2 separate regions of the Homo sapiens genome follow, and region 1 is linked to region 2. Evidence: read pairs that join two places in POLR2A ChIA-PET (ENCODE). Cell type or tissue: HepG2. All regions are shown on one strand. Links, peaks and the distances in the headings refer to the core of each region. The heading gives the core; the rest is flanking DNA. Region 1 overlaps LHPP (phospholysine phosphohistidine inorganic pyrophosphate phosphatase). Region 2 has its middle 15 kb from the start of NKX1-2.

Evidence for each region. ChIA-PET counts read pairs that join two places held together with the same protein. Peaks named below come from ENCODE experiments on the same cell type or tissue, not always from the same donor. Only the 100,000 strongest peaks of a DNase experiment are listed, where the experiment ranks them.
Region 1: POLR2A ChIA-PET joins it to region 2 with 5 read pairs; 1 of 35 experiments calls an interaction of 5 or more read pairs at or near these places.

The regions. Positions count from the first base shown.
Region 1 is chr10:124,606,309-124,613,865 of GRCh38, forward strand. It overlaps LHPP (phospholysine phosphohistidine inorganic pyrophosphate phosphatase), which reads left to right. Exons shown (of 7, transcript NM_022126.4): 7 at 6,956-7,557. The coding sequence ends at 7,052. Among named protein-coding and RNA genes, the nearest start is that of FAM53B-AS1, 94 kb to the right of the region's middle. RefSeq lists enhancers at 1-533, 5,615-5,664, 6,624-7,134. In HepG2, for the core only: a CTCF peak has its summit at 3,597 (motif pointing left); a DNase peak (open chromatin) is centred at 3,583.
Region 2 is chr10:124,431,281-124,438,837 of GRCh38, forward strand. No RefSeq gene overlaps it. Among named protein-coding and RNA genes, the nearest start is that of NKX1-2, 15 kb to the right of the region's middle. In HepG2, for the core only: no CTCF peak of the experiment used is centred there; a DNase peak (open chromatin) is centred at 4,061.

The DNA.
Region 1 (7,557 bases), core at 2,549-5,048, 170 kb after region 2:
GCAGTGCTCAGCCTTAACGTCCCTGTTTCCGGAAGCGTCCCTGCCCCGCTCAGTCCTGCCCCACTCCCTCTCCCATCAGTGCCCTCAGACTCCAGGCCCTTTTCTTTCTTTCCCAGCAGTGCTGACAACTGTGAGTGTGGAACTGGACTGTGAACCCTGGAGGGCAGATGGTGGAGGTGGGAGGGGGCAGGGCCAGCGCCAGGGTGAGCTGCAGGGTCCCCAGGTGCAGGGGAAACGCCAACTTCGTGTGCAGTCTTGCCTCTTTTGTTTCGTTTCAGAGTGGCCCCCAGAGCCAAGCCCTATGCTACCTTACAGATGAGGAAACTGAGGCTCGGGCAGGTGAAGAGACCGGCCCTGGGCCATGCACTTTTTTGGGGACAGAGCAGGGTGCTCAGCTGTCTGGGGGCCTGGGCTGGGCCTGGGGCAGGGGGAGGAGCAGCGCTGTGACCCCCACGGGGAGCCGTCAGCCAGGCCCGTAGCCAGGGAAGGGCGGAGGGGCTTAACGCAGGCCCACATGGCCAGGACACAGAACCGTGGGGGCAGCCCCAGCCCTTCCCTGCCTGTTACAGGCCCCTGCCCCTGTTCCTGTGTCCCATGCCTGTCCCCTCCCTCCATGTGTCTGTCTCTACTCGCCTGCCCTCTCTCTGCCCTCTTTTCTCTGCTTCATCCTCTTTTTCCGTTTCTGCCTGTCTCATGGTTCTTCCTGTCCCTGCCCTCCCTCCCTCCGTGTGTGGCCGTGTCTCTCTGTCTGTCTCTTCCTCCTCCTCCAGCTCTGTCCCAGTAGGGCCACTCCGGGCAGGATGGTCTGCGGCCCCTCCTGCTTCACCCTCTCCGCTCTGTACCCACTGCCGAGGACACACCTTTGCTGGGTTTCTTGGTTCAGCTTTTGTACCGTGACATCTCTGAGGTCCACAGGTCACAGGGCACTGGCCAGTGTGGGGCAGGGACTCCTCCTGCCCAGGCCATTGGACAAAGCAGAGCTGCTTCAGGGGCTTTGGGGCCACCAGGCCAGGAACAGGTCCCCTCCTGCCTACCCCAGCTCCCTGGGAGACACAGCCCACAGCAGCGTCACGTAATTAAGACATAAAAGTCCACGATTTCCGCTGCGTGTGGGCAAACACCGGCCGGGTGCTAATGCAATCCTTTCTTTTAGTGGATTCTTGAATTTAAATGATATGTAATTAAACATAATTAGCCACGGACGCCATTCGGCTAGGTACACGTGCGGAGTGGGGCTGGCCGGATTCTCATTACAAAGCGTCATCTTCTATGGGGAGACCTCTTGTTCCCTCTCGGGGCTGGTTGCTTTTGCCTGGACAATAAGCCTGGCCCCAGGGCACCTGGGGAAGGTGTCCAAGGAGGGGGTCCTGGGGGCCAGTCCCCCGGGGGCTCGGATGATGAATCATGGGCGGTGTTTGCTGGAAGAATTTTTGTTCCGCTTCGGGCAACAAGGAACCCAAACCTCTCACTGTTGTGGGGAGAAAAGTTGGAAATCAGATGGGAACTGGCTGCGGTACCAGAGAGGACGTCAGACCCGGGCCGCGGCCTCAGCCCCCGACTCCTTGTAAGCGTGGGCTGGGTGCACACGTGGCGGCTGCGAGCAGTGCTTTGGAGCTCATCTCCCCAGACCCTAGTGGGAGCTGAGGGCAGCCTGGCAGGGCTGATGCAGGCCCATGCACACAGGCCAGGCAGAGGTGAGACCAGGGAATAGAAGCGTTGCAGGGGCAGAGGGCAGGAGGGGGCAGAGCCTCGGCGTAGGAGTGAGCCTACTGGTCCTTCCCGCAGGCACCCTCCCTAGTGCCAGGTCTGCTGGGACTCCAGGCTGTTGGTATGCCCCCTAGGGTCCTGCTTGGAGCCTTTCTGACCCTCCTGATCCAGTGCCTGTGCCGGGCTTCCTCCCCACTCACCCTGTCCTCCCTGTGCCCCATGTAGCCCACACATCAGTGTGTCCGTCCGTCTGCCTGTCTGCCCCCCACCAGCCTGTGTGCCCAGGGGAAGGCTCAAGGCCGGTCATGCTCTACCTCCCTGGCCAGCCCAGCCCCAGCCCACGGTGCATTCCCTGGACAGGATTGCTGAGTTTTCCATTTTAGCCACAACAGCGCCCACACCCGCGCCAACCAACCTGTCCTTGCCACGAATATTGGCTCCTGCCCTCCTCATGGGAGCCCATGGTGCATGCTATTATGACCTCGGTCTAGAGGCAGGGACACCAAGGCACAGGGGCTTAGGGAAGTTGCCTGAGGTCACGTGGCTGGTAGGGGGCGGAGCCAGCTTTATCCTCATGGCACAGATGAGGAAACTGAGGCAGAGAGGTGTTTTGCCAGGGGGCTGATTTACTGAGCTAGCCAGCCGTTCTGGTTTTGTCTCTGTCTCGCTCAGAGGGACCCCCACCCCACCCACCTGCCTACCCAGCTTGCCGTGTCCTCGGCCAGGGCCAGCAGTCTCAGAGGTAGAGCTGCTGAGAGAAGCCTGTCATCTGTCCTCCAAGAGGGATCTGAGTAAGCCGGAGAGCATCAGCAGCCTCAAGGGGACCTTGGACCCCTGCCCACCTTTCATTCTGTACCAGGGCAGGGTGTGTCTGCACAGCCTGGAGCCAGGTGTGGCTGGCAGCCCCAGGAAGACAGGGCCAACCCTGCCCAGCCCAGAGCAGCCGCATCTCTGCAGCAGCGGTGCACTTGAGTGGAAGCACTGGCTTCCCAAGAGTAAGAGCTTGAGAAGGGGCCTGTCCAGAGCCCTGGGGGACGGTGGACAGGCCAGCCCAGGGGTCCAGGCCTTTCCTGTAGGGGCCGAATCGTTACCACTTCAGGCTCTGCCAGCTTCCATTTGGTCTCTCTTGCATATTACTCTCTTCTTTTTACACCCCTTTAAAAATATAAAGACAGGCCGCAGGTAGGATTTGGCCCTCTGGCCTACACAATAGCAACTGTGAGCATTATATGTGGCTTCTCTTTCTTTTTGAGACTCTCATCTGTCACCCAGGTTGGAATGCAGTGGTGTGATCACGGCTCACCACAGCCTCAACCTCCCAGGCTCAGGTGATCCTCCCACCTCAGCCTCCCAAGTAGCTGGGACTACAGGCGCCTGCCACTACACCTGGCTGATTTTTGTACTTTTTTGTAGAGATAGGGTTTCACCATGTTGCCCAGGCTGGTCTTGACCTCCTGGGCTCAAGCAATCCTCCTGCCTTAGCCTCCCAAAGTGCTAGGATGACAGGCGTGAGCTACCACGCCCGGCCCATATGTGGCTTTTTAATTAAATTTTTGAGGTATAACATTAGTAAAGTGCTCTAAAAGTGAAGAATAGGATGTTAGCCCCACCCAGGTCAAGATCTAGAACATTCCTGGCACCCCTATTCACCTTTCCGTTAGGAAGCTGCCGTCCCACCCTCTGTCACTAGTCTGCCTTTGCCAGCTCTGGAGCTCTCTGTAAGTCAGTCCTGCTGTGTGTATTCCTCGAGTCTGGCCTCAGTTGCTCTTCAGGTCTGGGGCTCACCCCCATTGCCGCGGCAGGAACTCACCCCAGATTGAGCCGTTGTGGAGTATTCCAGTGTGCAATTCTGCCGTGGTCTGTTTTCCCATCCTCCCCCTGGCGGGCATTTGTCCAGTGTTTGACTTTTGCTATTGCAACTAAAGCTGTGTGGAGCAGTGTGCCTTTGGTGAACGTGCCTTTGGTGAACGTGAGGATGCATTTCTGCTGTGTACATACTTAGGAGTGGGACTGCAGGGTTGCAAGTGGATATCAACACGCAGTTTTCCAATGTGGCCCGTACCATAGAAGGCCTCGTGGTGATGCCGAGTCCATATTCCAGCACTGACGCAGGATTGCGTGGTGCCAAGTCCCTATTTCAGCACTGACGCAGGATCACGCATGTCTTCAATGCCCCTCTCCTAGATCGTAGACACCCTGTGTGGCATCACAGAATGACACACACAAGACAAGAGGCCTCTAAAGCCCTGACACTGACACGGGTTGTTCTTGCTGGGGTTGCTAATGGAGCGGGTGCGGGTGTGGGTGCGGGTGAGGGTGCTGATGGAGCGGGTGAGGGTGCGGGTGAGGGTGCTGGTGGAGCGGGTGAGGGTGCGGGTGAGGGTGCTGGTGGAGCGGGTGAGGGTGAGGGTGAGGGTGCTGATGCAGCGGGTGAGGGTGAGGGTGAGGGTGAGGGTGCTGATGGAGCGGGTGAGGGTGAGGGTGTTGACGGAGCGGGTGAGGGTGCGGGTGAGGGTGCTGATGGAGCGGGTGAGGGTGCGGGTGAGGGTGCTGGTGGAGCGGGTGCGGGTGCGGGTGCAGGTGAGGGTGCTGATGGAGCGGGCGAGGGTGAGGGTGAGGGTGCTGATGGAGCGGGTGAGGGTGCGGGTGAGGGTGCTGGTGGAGCGGGTGCGGGTGCGGGTGCAGGTGAGGGTGCTGATGGAGCGGGCGAGGGTGAGGGTGAGGGTGCTGATGGAGCGGGTGAGGGTGCGGGTGAGGGTGCTGATGGAGCGGGTGAGGGTGCGGGTGAGGGTGCTGATGGAGCGGGTGAGGGTGAGGGTGAGGGTGAGGGTGTTGACGGAGCGGGTGAGGGTGAGGGTGAGGGTGCTGATGGAGCGGGTGAGGGTGAGGGTGAGGGTGCTGATGGAGCGGGCGAGGGTGAGGGTGAGGGTGCTGATGGAGCGGGTGAGGGTGCGGGTGAGGGTGCTGGTGGAGCGGGTGAGGGTGTTAATGAAGCGGGTGCGGGTGAGGGTGCTGATGGAGCGGGTGCGGGTGAGGGGGCCGCATACTCATCCCCTTGCCTGGTCCCCCAGGCTCCTACTTTGGTGTGTGCTCATTCAGGAGCAGCAGAGTGGCCGTGCTTGGGACGGCCAGCCAAGCGATCCCCACTGGTACTGGCATCTGTAGGTGCCCCTGCTTGGAGCGGGTGCTGGCAACTGCCCTTTGCTGGAAGGGGCAGCAATGTCCAGCAGTGGTGGAAGCTCTCGAAAGAACACAGGGCTGGGAGTAGAACTCAGTCAGATCCCAGCTCTGCTCTCCCTGCTGTGTGACCTATAGCAAGTCTCTGAACCTTTCTGAGCTGTTTCCTCACCTGTTCAAGATGGGGGTGACCACTTCTTCCTTGGAGGATGGAAGGGAGAGGGATGTGAGGCTCGTGAGTGCTGTGCTCGGAGACTGTGCAGGAGGGGAAGCGGCCGTAGCCCCATACAAGCAGGTGGGCAAGGAAGTGGGGGCGCTGGAGGGGCTTAGGGGACAAGGGGTTCTGTCCTTGGGACCTGGACAAGAGCCAAAAGGTATACCCTCACAGTCACAGGGGAGCCCACACTGCCCTCCCCTCCCAGGGACTGCCCCTGTGGCCCCCGTCCAGGTCCACAGCCTCAGCAGTCCCTGAGGGCCAGGAGGTAGCCTCCAGGCCACTGGGCTGAGAACCCTTAAAAGAAAAAGCCCCCCTGCCCATGACAGTCATTTTAGGGTCAAGAAAGCCCTTTGCAGAAACCAAACCCTTTGAAAGGGCCAACACGGCTTTTAGATGACGTGAGAACCAACTTCAAGCACTTCCTCTCAGACCAGGGTGGCAGCTTCCAAAGTGGGGGCGCTGCTGCCGGGAGACTGTGGTTTCCCTGCTTCTCAGGGAGCTTGGGCCAGGCCGTGGGGAGATCCAAGCAACATGTCCCTCGGTAGTGGTAGGTTTGCAGACGGGCCGCTCCCCACTTCCTGCCAAGCTCCAGCGGCACCTCTGTGGGTGCAAGGCTGTGGGGAGGGGCCTTCTGGCTCACAGCCCTCCAGGCTGCCCACAGCCCCTAGGATGAGGTGCCACTTCCTCAAATGACTGTCAAGACTGGGATGGGGGCCGGGCACGGTGGCTCACTCCTGTAATCCCAGCACTTTGGGAGGCTAAGGCGGGCAAATCACTTGAGGTCAGGAGTCGGAGACCGGCCTGGCCAACATGGCGAAACCCTATCTCTACACTAAAAAATACAAAAAAAGCCGGGCGTGGTGGCGGGTGCCTGTAGTCCCAGCTACTCAAGAGCCGAGGCAGGAGAATCGCTTGAAACTGGGAGGCAGAGGTTGCAGTGAGCCAAGATCGCACCATTGCACTCCAGCCTGGGCAACAGAGTGACACTTGGTCTCAAAAAAATAAAAAATAAAAAAGGCTCTGGATGTCTCCACGAACCCACCTGACCCCTTCCTGCTCCTGGGGCTCTCCTCTCCCACCCACGTGTCTACCCGTAGCTCCTGCCTGCCTTCAGGACTCAGCCCACAGCCCCTTCCACAAAGTCCCCTGGCAGGGCCCGGAGGCCTCTGCACTGTCTCATGGCTTCATTCCTGTGTCCTCAGCATCCAGTGAGACCTCAGGAGATGCCTGGGGAATGGCTGAAGGCTTTGGAGAGGTTGCTGCCCCCAGAATCCCAGCCAGAGGGCAGTTTATCCAGGAGCCCGGTGCCTCCTCTGTTGGGTGGGCGTGGCCTCAGAGGGCACCAACCAGAAGACACATGCTGTCACTGACATGCGGGCCCCCAGCGTTAGGGCAGGCAGGAGCTCCGAGTCTCTACCCCAGCTGTCCCCACAGTGCACATGGACTAGGCTCCTCCCACGGGGCACTAGGCCAGGCCAGGGGTGTGGGGTGAGCCCCTGGGGAGCCCAGAGCAGGGTACACTCATGTCCCCACCATCCAAGGTGAGATGTCTGTGCTGGAGGCCCAGAGGGAGCTGGGCCGGCTGTCACTCCACCACAAGGCTGAGCAGGCTCCCCAGTGGGAGACAGGTTTGGGGAGGTGTCCAGGTTGAGGGCACAGTCAGGAGGGGCCATGTGTGCCTGAGTAGGGCAGGGGGAGGAGGGGGATGGCCAGTGGCCACGGGCCAGGCTGCCTGGCAGGACCTGGAGGTTTCCTCAAGCTAAGGCCAGGCCCATGTTAGATGCTGGGAGGGTGGGTGTGGCTGCAGAGGGGTCAGCGTGGGGGCACTGACTAACCTCCGGCCATCCTCTCCAGGCCCAGTGACGAGCACCATCCGGAAGTGAAGGCTGATGGGTACGTGGACAACCTCGCAGAGGCAGTGGACCTGCTGCTGCAGCACGCCGACAAGTGATGGCCTCCTGGGAGAGCCCCGCCTCCTCCACCCCTGCCTCTCCTCCACCCCTGCCTCCCCTCCACCCCTGCCTCTCCTCCACCCGCCCAGGAGAGCCCCACCTCCTCCACCCCTGCCTCTCCTCCACCCCTGCCTCCCCTCCACCTGCCCCAGTGCCCAGACCAACCAAGGCCCTGACAGCCCTGCCTTCTGCCCTCTGCCCTGCATGGGCAGGCATTTGTTCCCTACCTGGGTGGCCTGCTCCCCTGCCTGGGCCCTGACTTCAGCTCCCTGTAGTGAAGTCCAGGAGGGTGGGACAGGCCTGTCAGGCCTCTGGGAATCTCCCAAATCCCAGAACTCACCACTCACCATGGGCCTTTAAATGCAGTAAACTCCACCTAACCAGATTCAGGGGCACTATGCCCACTGCCTCCTCTTCAGACTCTTTGCATTTCAGTGAAGAGCCTGGAAGAAACCCAGGGGCCTCCTATGCACAGATCTTGCAGCCCAGAACCAAGTCAGCCTC
Region 2 (7,557 bases), core at 2,644-5,143:
GGAGTGAGAAAGGGAGAGAGCGCCTCTCCCAGATGAAATAAATGGCAATGGCACAGTACAAAATGTCATAGGTGCTAAAGGACATGGTGACATCTCACCTGCAAAAGGCCCGGAATCCCCCAGCAGAAAAGCAAAGCATCAGGAATCAGTCTGTCTGCTGGGATCCAATCTCCAAAACATGGGGAGCGGGGATAAGATAAAATATGAATGAGCAGAAAGAAAAGTTTAGAAAATCTATTTATGTTTTATAATCTTGTCCCTTTTTAAATTTTAATTATTAGTTTTTTGAGATAGATTCTCGCTGTGTCACCCAGGCTGGAGTGCAGTGGTGTGATCTCTGCTCACTGCAACCTCCACCTCCTGGGTTCAAGAGATTCTCCTGCCTCAGCCTCCCAAGTAGCTGGGATTACAGGCGTGCACTGCCACACCTGGCTAATTTTTGCAGTTTCAGTAGAGAAGGGGTTTGACCATGTTGGCCAGGCTGGTTTCAAACACCTGACCTCAAGTGATCCACCCGTCTTGGCCTCCCAAAGTGCAGGGATTACAGGCATGAGCCACCACACCCAGCAAATCTTATCATTTTAAATGTACATTTTACTTTGCGATGTAGATCATCTGTTAGCATTGTAGCATATGTAAACATATACACATAGTTTAGATAAATACATATATTGGGGATGATGCAGGGTCACTACTTTCTTATTCTGAATGGTATGAGATCAAAAAAGCTGATATGGGCCAGGTGCGGTGGCTCACACCTGTAATCCCAGCACTTTGGGATGCCGAGGTGGGTGGATCACCTGAGGTCAGGAGTTCCAAGACCAGCCTGGCCAACGCGGTGAAACCCTGTCTCTACTAAAAATACAAAAATCAGCCAGGTATGGTGGTGCACACCTGCAGTTCCAGCTACTCGGCTGACTGAGGCAGAAGAATCACTGGAACCCAGGAGGTGGAGGTTGCAGTGAGCCGAGACTGTGCCACTCTAGCCTGGGTGACAGAGTGAGACGTCATTTCAAAAAAAAAAAAAGGCCAGGCGCGGTGGCTCACCCCTGTAATCCCAGCAGTTTGGGAGGCCGCGGCGGATGGATCACAAGGTCAAGAGATCAAGACCATCCTGGACAACATGGTGAAACCCCGTCTCTACTGAAAATACAAAAATTAGCTGGGCGTGGTGGCACACACCTGTAGTCCCAGCTACTCGGGAGGCTGAGGCAAGAGAATTGCTTGAATCCGGGAGGTAGAGGTTGCAGTGAGCCGAGATTGTGCCACTGCACTCCAGCCTGCCAATAGAGAGAGACTCTGTCTCAAAAAAAGAAAAGAATTAAAAAAAAAAAAAGCTGATATGGACTCAACCTAAGTACCCCTCAATGGATGAACAGATGAGGAAAATGTGGTACATGTATACATGATAGGATTCTCTTCAGCCATAAAAAGAAATGAAATTCTGTCCTTTGTAGCAACATGGTTTTGGAATTGGAGGTCATTATGTTAAATGAAATAAGCCAGACACAGAAAGACAAATATCACCTATTTTCACTCGTAGGAGTTTAAAAAGCTGATCTCACGGAGGTAGACAGTCAAATGGTAGTGACGAGATGCTGGGAAGGGTGGGGAGGGGTGAAGAGAGGTTTGGTGAATGGGTACAAAAATTCAGTTAGTGGCTGAGCACAGCGGCTCACTCCTGTAATTCCAGCAATTTGGGAGGCCAAGGTGAGAGGATGGCTTCAGCCCAGGGGTTCAAGACCAGCCTGGGCAACATGGTGAAACCCCGTCTCTAAAAAAAAAAATACAAAAAATTAGCTGGGCATAGTGGTGTGTGCCTGTAGTCCCAGCTACTCAGGAGGCTGAGGCGGGAGGATCGCTTGAGCCTGGGAGGTCGAGGCTGCAGCGAGCTGTGATTGTGATGATGCCACTGCATTCCAGCCTGGGTAACAGAGGGAGACCCTGTCTTAAAGAAAAACAAAAACAAAAAACACACAAAAAGACCCCACATAAATATAGTTAGACAGAAGGAATAAGTTCTAGTATTTGATAGCACAGTAGGGTGACTATAGTTGACAACGATCTATTGTACAGTGCAAAATAGCTAGAAGAAAAGATGTGAAATGTTTCCAGTACAAAGAAATAATAAATGTTTGAGGTGCTGGATATCCTAAATACCCTGATTTGATCATTACATGTCGTATGCATGTATCAAAACATCACATGTACCATGTAAATATGTACAATTATTATGCATCAATTTAGAACAATTATTTTAAGCTGAAAGGCCACTGGACTAGATACATGGCAGGAATGGAGGGCAGGGACCATGCTTTCTTGCTTACCATTGCACCCCCAGGGCCTAGCACAGTGCCAAGAGGGGTTATGTGTCTATTTACAGCCTTGAAAATAAGTACCCGCATCAAGAGCCAGCTTGCTTGTGCAGGTGTGGTTGCTAAATATTTCAGCTTCTAAAGACAAGGATAAGGCAAAACATCCCATATCTGTCCTGCCAGGGAGTTATCCAAACATAGTATTTTCTTTTTTTTTTTTTTTTTGAGATGGAGTCTCGCTCATGTTGCCCAGGCTAGAGTGCAGTGGCACAGTCTTGGCTCACTGCAACCCCTCCGCCTCCCGGGTTCAAGTGATTCTCCTGCCTCAGGCTCCTAAGTAGCTGGGATTACAGGCGCCCACCACTGCGCCCAGCTAATTTTTGCATTTTTAGTGGAGATGGGGGTTTCACCATCTTGGCCAGGCTGGTCTCGAACTCCTGACCTCGTGATCCACTCGCCTTGCCCTCCCAAAGTGCTGGGATTACAAGCATGAGCCACCACGCCCAGCCAAGTATTTTCATCTTTCAGAGTTGAAAGAGAAATTCGAGGCCAGGTGCAGTGGCTCATGCCTGTAATCCCAGCACGTTGGAAGGCCAAGGTGGGTGGATCACCTGAGGTCAGGAGTTCGAGACCAGCCTGGCCAACATAGCAAAAGCCCATCTCTACTAAAAATACAAAAATTAGCTGGACATGGTGGTGTGCACTGTAGTCCCAGCTACTCGGGAGGCTGAGGCAAGCGAATCGCTTGAACCTGGGAGGTGGAGGTTGCAGTGAGCTGAGATTGCGCCACTGCACTCCAGCCTGGGTAACAGAGCGAGACCCTGTCTCAATAAATAAATAAAAGACCGGGCGCAGTGGCTCATGCCTGTAATCCCAGCACTTTGGGAGGCCGAGGTGGGTGGATCACCTGAGGTCAGGAGTTCAAGACCAGCCTGGTCAACATGGTGAAACCCCATTTCTACTAAAAATACAAAAATTAGACGGGTGTGGTGGTGCATGCCTGTAATCCCAGCTACTTCTGAGGCTGAGGCAGGAGAATCACTTGAACCCAGGAGGCAGAGGTTGCAGTGACCCGAGATTGTGCCACTGAACTCTAGCCTGGGCAACAAAGTGAGACTTTGTCTCAAAAAAAAAAAAAAAAAAAAAAAAAAAAAACGAAAGAAAGAGAAATTCAAAATCAGCTGTGGATCCTTTTACATGGGTTTGTTCTCCATAAGCACATGGAATCTTGCCACTTGGAAGACAGAGATATAGAGACTGCCAAAACACAGTTAAGGTGGTTATAATTCAGCTTATTTTAGAAAACCATGATGGAAGCTCATGGCTTTATAAGTGAAAAGAACCAGTTATGGTTCAACTAAAAAAAAAAAAAACAAGTAACTCTGGTACTTTGAACTTGCCTTGGTAATATTATTGACTTATTTATGAGTAATGTTTTACCACTGTTTATACTCTGGGAGGTATAAGTGTCTGGGAGGACTTTTCTTTTTAAAAAATTACATTTTTTATTCTTTATAGAGATGGGGTTTCACCATGTTGCCCAGGCTGGTCTCAAACTCCTGGCCTCAAGCGATGCCCCACCCCCCAACTCCCAGTCTCGGCCTCCTAAAATGCAGGACTTACAGGCGTGAGCCACCAAGCTGGGCCCCTGGAAAAACTTTTCTAAAATACACACCAGATCTGTATAGAACAAGCATGGCAAAGGAGGAATTAGTAACACAGGGTTCTTTCTTTCCAGCCTGAATCCCAAATGACGTCAGTGCAAAGGGCAGGGTTTCTTTGTACAGAAACAGCTGACAAGAAAGCCATGGAATTTTCTGCACTTCACTGTACCAACCACCACCTGTCTGTGACCTCCATCTACCTGAGCTCCCCTCGCCAATACCAAGCCAGGGTCTTCTGCTGTACTCCCAGAGCCCAGGGTAGCACCTGGCACACAGTTGGTGCCCAATAAATGTGCAAAAGAAGAGAGGATGGAAACTTTAGATCATATATTTATTTTGATTTCCTTTTTTTTAAATCACATGTACCATGTAGATTTACAATTATTATGCATCAATTTAGAACAATTGTTTTAAGCTGAAAGGCCACTGGATTAGATACATGGCAGGAATGGAGGGCAGGGATCAGGCCTTCTTGCTCACCATTGCACCCCCAGGGCCTAGCACAGTGCCTGACACAGCAAACCAAGAGGGGTTATGTGGCTGTTTACTTTTTTTTTTTTTTTTGAGATGGAGTCTTGCTCTGTTGCCCAGGCTGGAGTGCAATGGCGCAATCTTGACTCACTGCAAACTTCGCCTCCTGGGTTCAAGTGATTATCTCACCTCAGCCTCCTGAGTAGCTGGGATTACAGGTGTCACTACATCCAGCTAATTTTTGTATTTTCAGTAGAGACAGGGTTTCACCATGTTGGCCATGCTGGTCTTGAACTCCTGACCTCAAGTGATCCGCCGGCCTCAGCCTCCCAAAATGCCAGGATTACAGGCATGAGTCACTGTGCCTGGCCCATATATTTATTTTAATATACAAAAGAAATGGAGGGAGGATATAAATGTTTTGAATGAAGAACTCTTAAAACTCAACAAGATAAACAACCCAATTAAAAAATGAGCAAAGGACTTGATGGACACCTCTCCAAAGATGACATACAAATGGCCATCAAGCACTTGAAAAGAGTCTCGATGTTATTAGTCATTAGGGAAATGCAAATCAAAACCGCAAGGAATTACCACTTCCTATCTACTAGGATGGGCTTTTTTCTTTTTTTAACTTTTTGAGACAAGGTCTCACTCTGTCACCCAGGCTGGAATGCAGTGGCGTGATCATGGCTCAAACTGCAGCCTCAACCTCCCAGGTTCAAGTGATTCTCTCACCTCAGCCTCTTGCATAACTGGGACTATAGGCGCATACCACCACACTCGGCTAATGTTTGCATATTTTTTGGTAGAGACGAGATTTCGCCATGTTGCCCAGGCTTGTCTTGAACACCTGGGCTCCCAAAGTGCTGGTATTACAGGCGTGAGTCACCCTGCCCAGCCTAATTTTCTTTTTAAAATTTTTGAGAGACAGGGTCTCACTTTGTTGCCCAGGCTGAACTCCTGGCCTCTAGCAATCTCCCTTCCCTCCTTCCCTCCCTCCTTCCTTCATCTCATTCTGTCACCCAGGCTGGAGTGCAGCAGTGCAATCTTGGCTCACTGCAACCTCCACCTCCCAGGCTCAAGCAATTCTGCTGCCTCAGTCTCCCGAGTAGTTGGGACTACAGGTGTGTGCCACCATGCCCAGCTAATTTTTTTGTATTTTTAGTAGAGACAGGGTTTCACCATATTTCGCAGGCTGGTCTCAAACTCCTGAGCTCAAGCAATCCACCTGCCTTGGTCTCCCACAGTGCTGGGATTACAGGTGTGAGCCACCACACCCGGCCTCTTTTTTTTTTTTTTTTTTTTTTTTTGAGACAGAGTCTCACTCTGTCACTCAGGCTGGAGTGCAGTGGCACCATCTCAGCTCACTGCAACTTCTGCCTCCCATGTTCAAAAGATTCTCCTGCCTCAGCCTCCAAGTAGCTGAGATTATAAGTGCCTGCCACCATGCCCGGCTAATTTTTGTATTTTTAGTAGAGATGGAGTTTCACCATATTGGCCAGGCTTGTCTCGAACTCCTGACCTCAAGTGATCCACCCCCCTCGGCCTTCCACAGTGCTGGGATTACAGGCATGAGCCACAGCACTTGGCTTCTTTTTAAAATCTTTATTTTTTTATTTCAGTAGCTTTTGGGGTACAAGTGGTTTTTGGTTTCATGGATGAATTGTGTAGTGGTGAAGTCTGAGATTTTAGTGCACCTGTCACTCGAGTAGTGTATATTGTACCCAATGTTTTTTTTTTTTTAATCCCTCATCCTCCACTCACCCTCCCCGATCCTGAGACTCCAATGTTCATTATATCACTCTCTATGGCTTTGTGTTGGTTTAAATTTTTTTTTTTTTCCAGATGGGGTTTTGTTCTTGTTGCCCAGGCTGGATTGCAATGGCATGATCTCAGCTCACCGCAACCTCTGCCTCCTGGATTCAAGCGATTCTCCTGCCTCAGCCTCCCAAGTAGCTGGGATTACAGGCATGCACCACCATGCCCAGCTAATTTAGTATTTTTAGTAGAGGCGGGGTTTCTCCATGTTGGTCAGGCTGGTCTTGAACTCCCGACCTCAGGTCATCCACCTGTCTCGGCCTCCCAAAGTGCTGGGATTACAAGCGTGAACCATGGTTTTAATTTTAAAAACAGGAAAAGAAAAAAGAAAATCAAGCCAAGCGCGGTGGCTCACGCCTGTAATCCCGGCACTTTGGGAGGCCGAGGCAGGCGGATCACGAGGTCAGGAGTTAGAGACCAGCCTAGCCAACATGATGAAACCCCATCTCTACTAAAAATACAAAATTAGCCGAGCGTGATGGAGCATGCCTGTAATACCAGCTACTCGGGAGGCTGAGGCAAGAGAATCGCTTGAATCCAGGAGGCAGAGGTTGCAGTGAGCCGAGATCGTGCCATTGAACTCCGGCCTGGGCAACAAAAGCAAAACTCCATCTCAAAAAATAAAAATAAAAAAAAGAAAAAAGAAAATCACAAGTATTCACCAAGATATGGAGAAAATTGCAACTCTCGCACATTGCTGGTGGAAAGGTAAAATGGTACAACCACTGTGGAAGACAGTTTGGCTGTTCCTCAACAAGCTAAACATAGAATTACTATGTGATCCAACACTTCCAGTCCTAGGTGTATGCCCCAAATAATTGAAGACAGGTATTCAAATAAAAACCTGTACAGAAATACTCATAGCAACACTATTCTCAACAGCTAAAACATGGAAACAATACAAATGTCCATCAACCGATGAACGAATAAACAAAATGTGGTCTGTCCATATGATGAAGTATCACTCAGTCATAAAAAGAAATGACACCTGATAGGTGCTACAACATGAACCTTGAAAACATTATGTTCAGTAAAAGAAGCCAGATACAAAAAGACATGTATTCTATAATTCCATTCCCATGAAATATCCAAAATAAACAATCTATAGAAATCGAAGGCAGGGCCATGCACAGTGGCTCACACCTGTAATCCCAGCACTTTGGGAGGCCGAGGCAGGCAGATCACAAGCTCAGGAGATCAAGACCATCCTGGCCAACATGGTGAAACCCCGTCTCTACTAAAAATACAAAAAAATTAGCAGGGCATGGTGGCGCGTGCCTGTAATT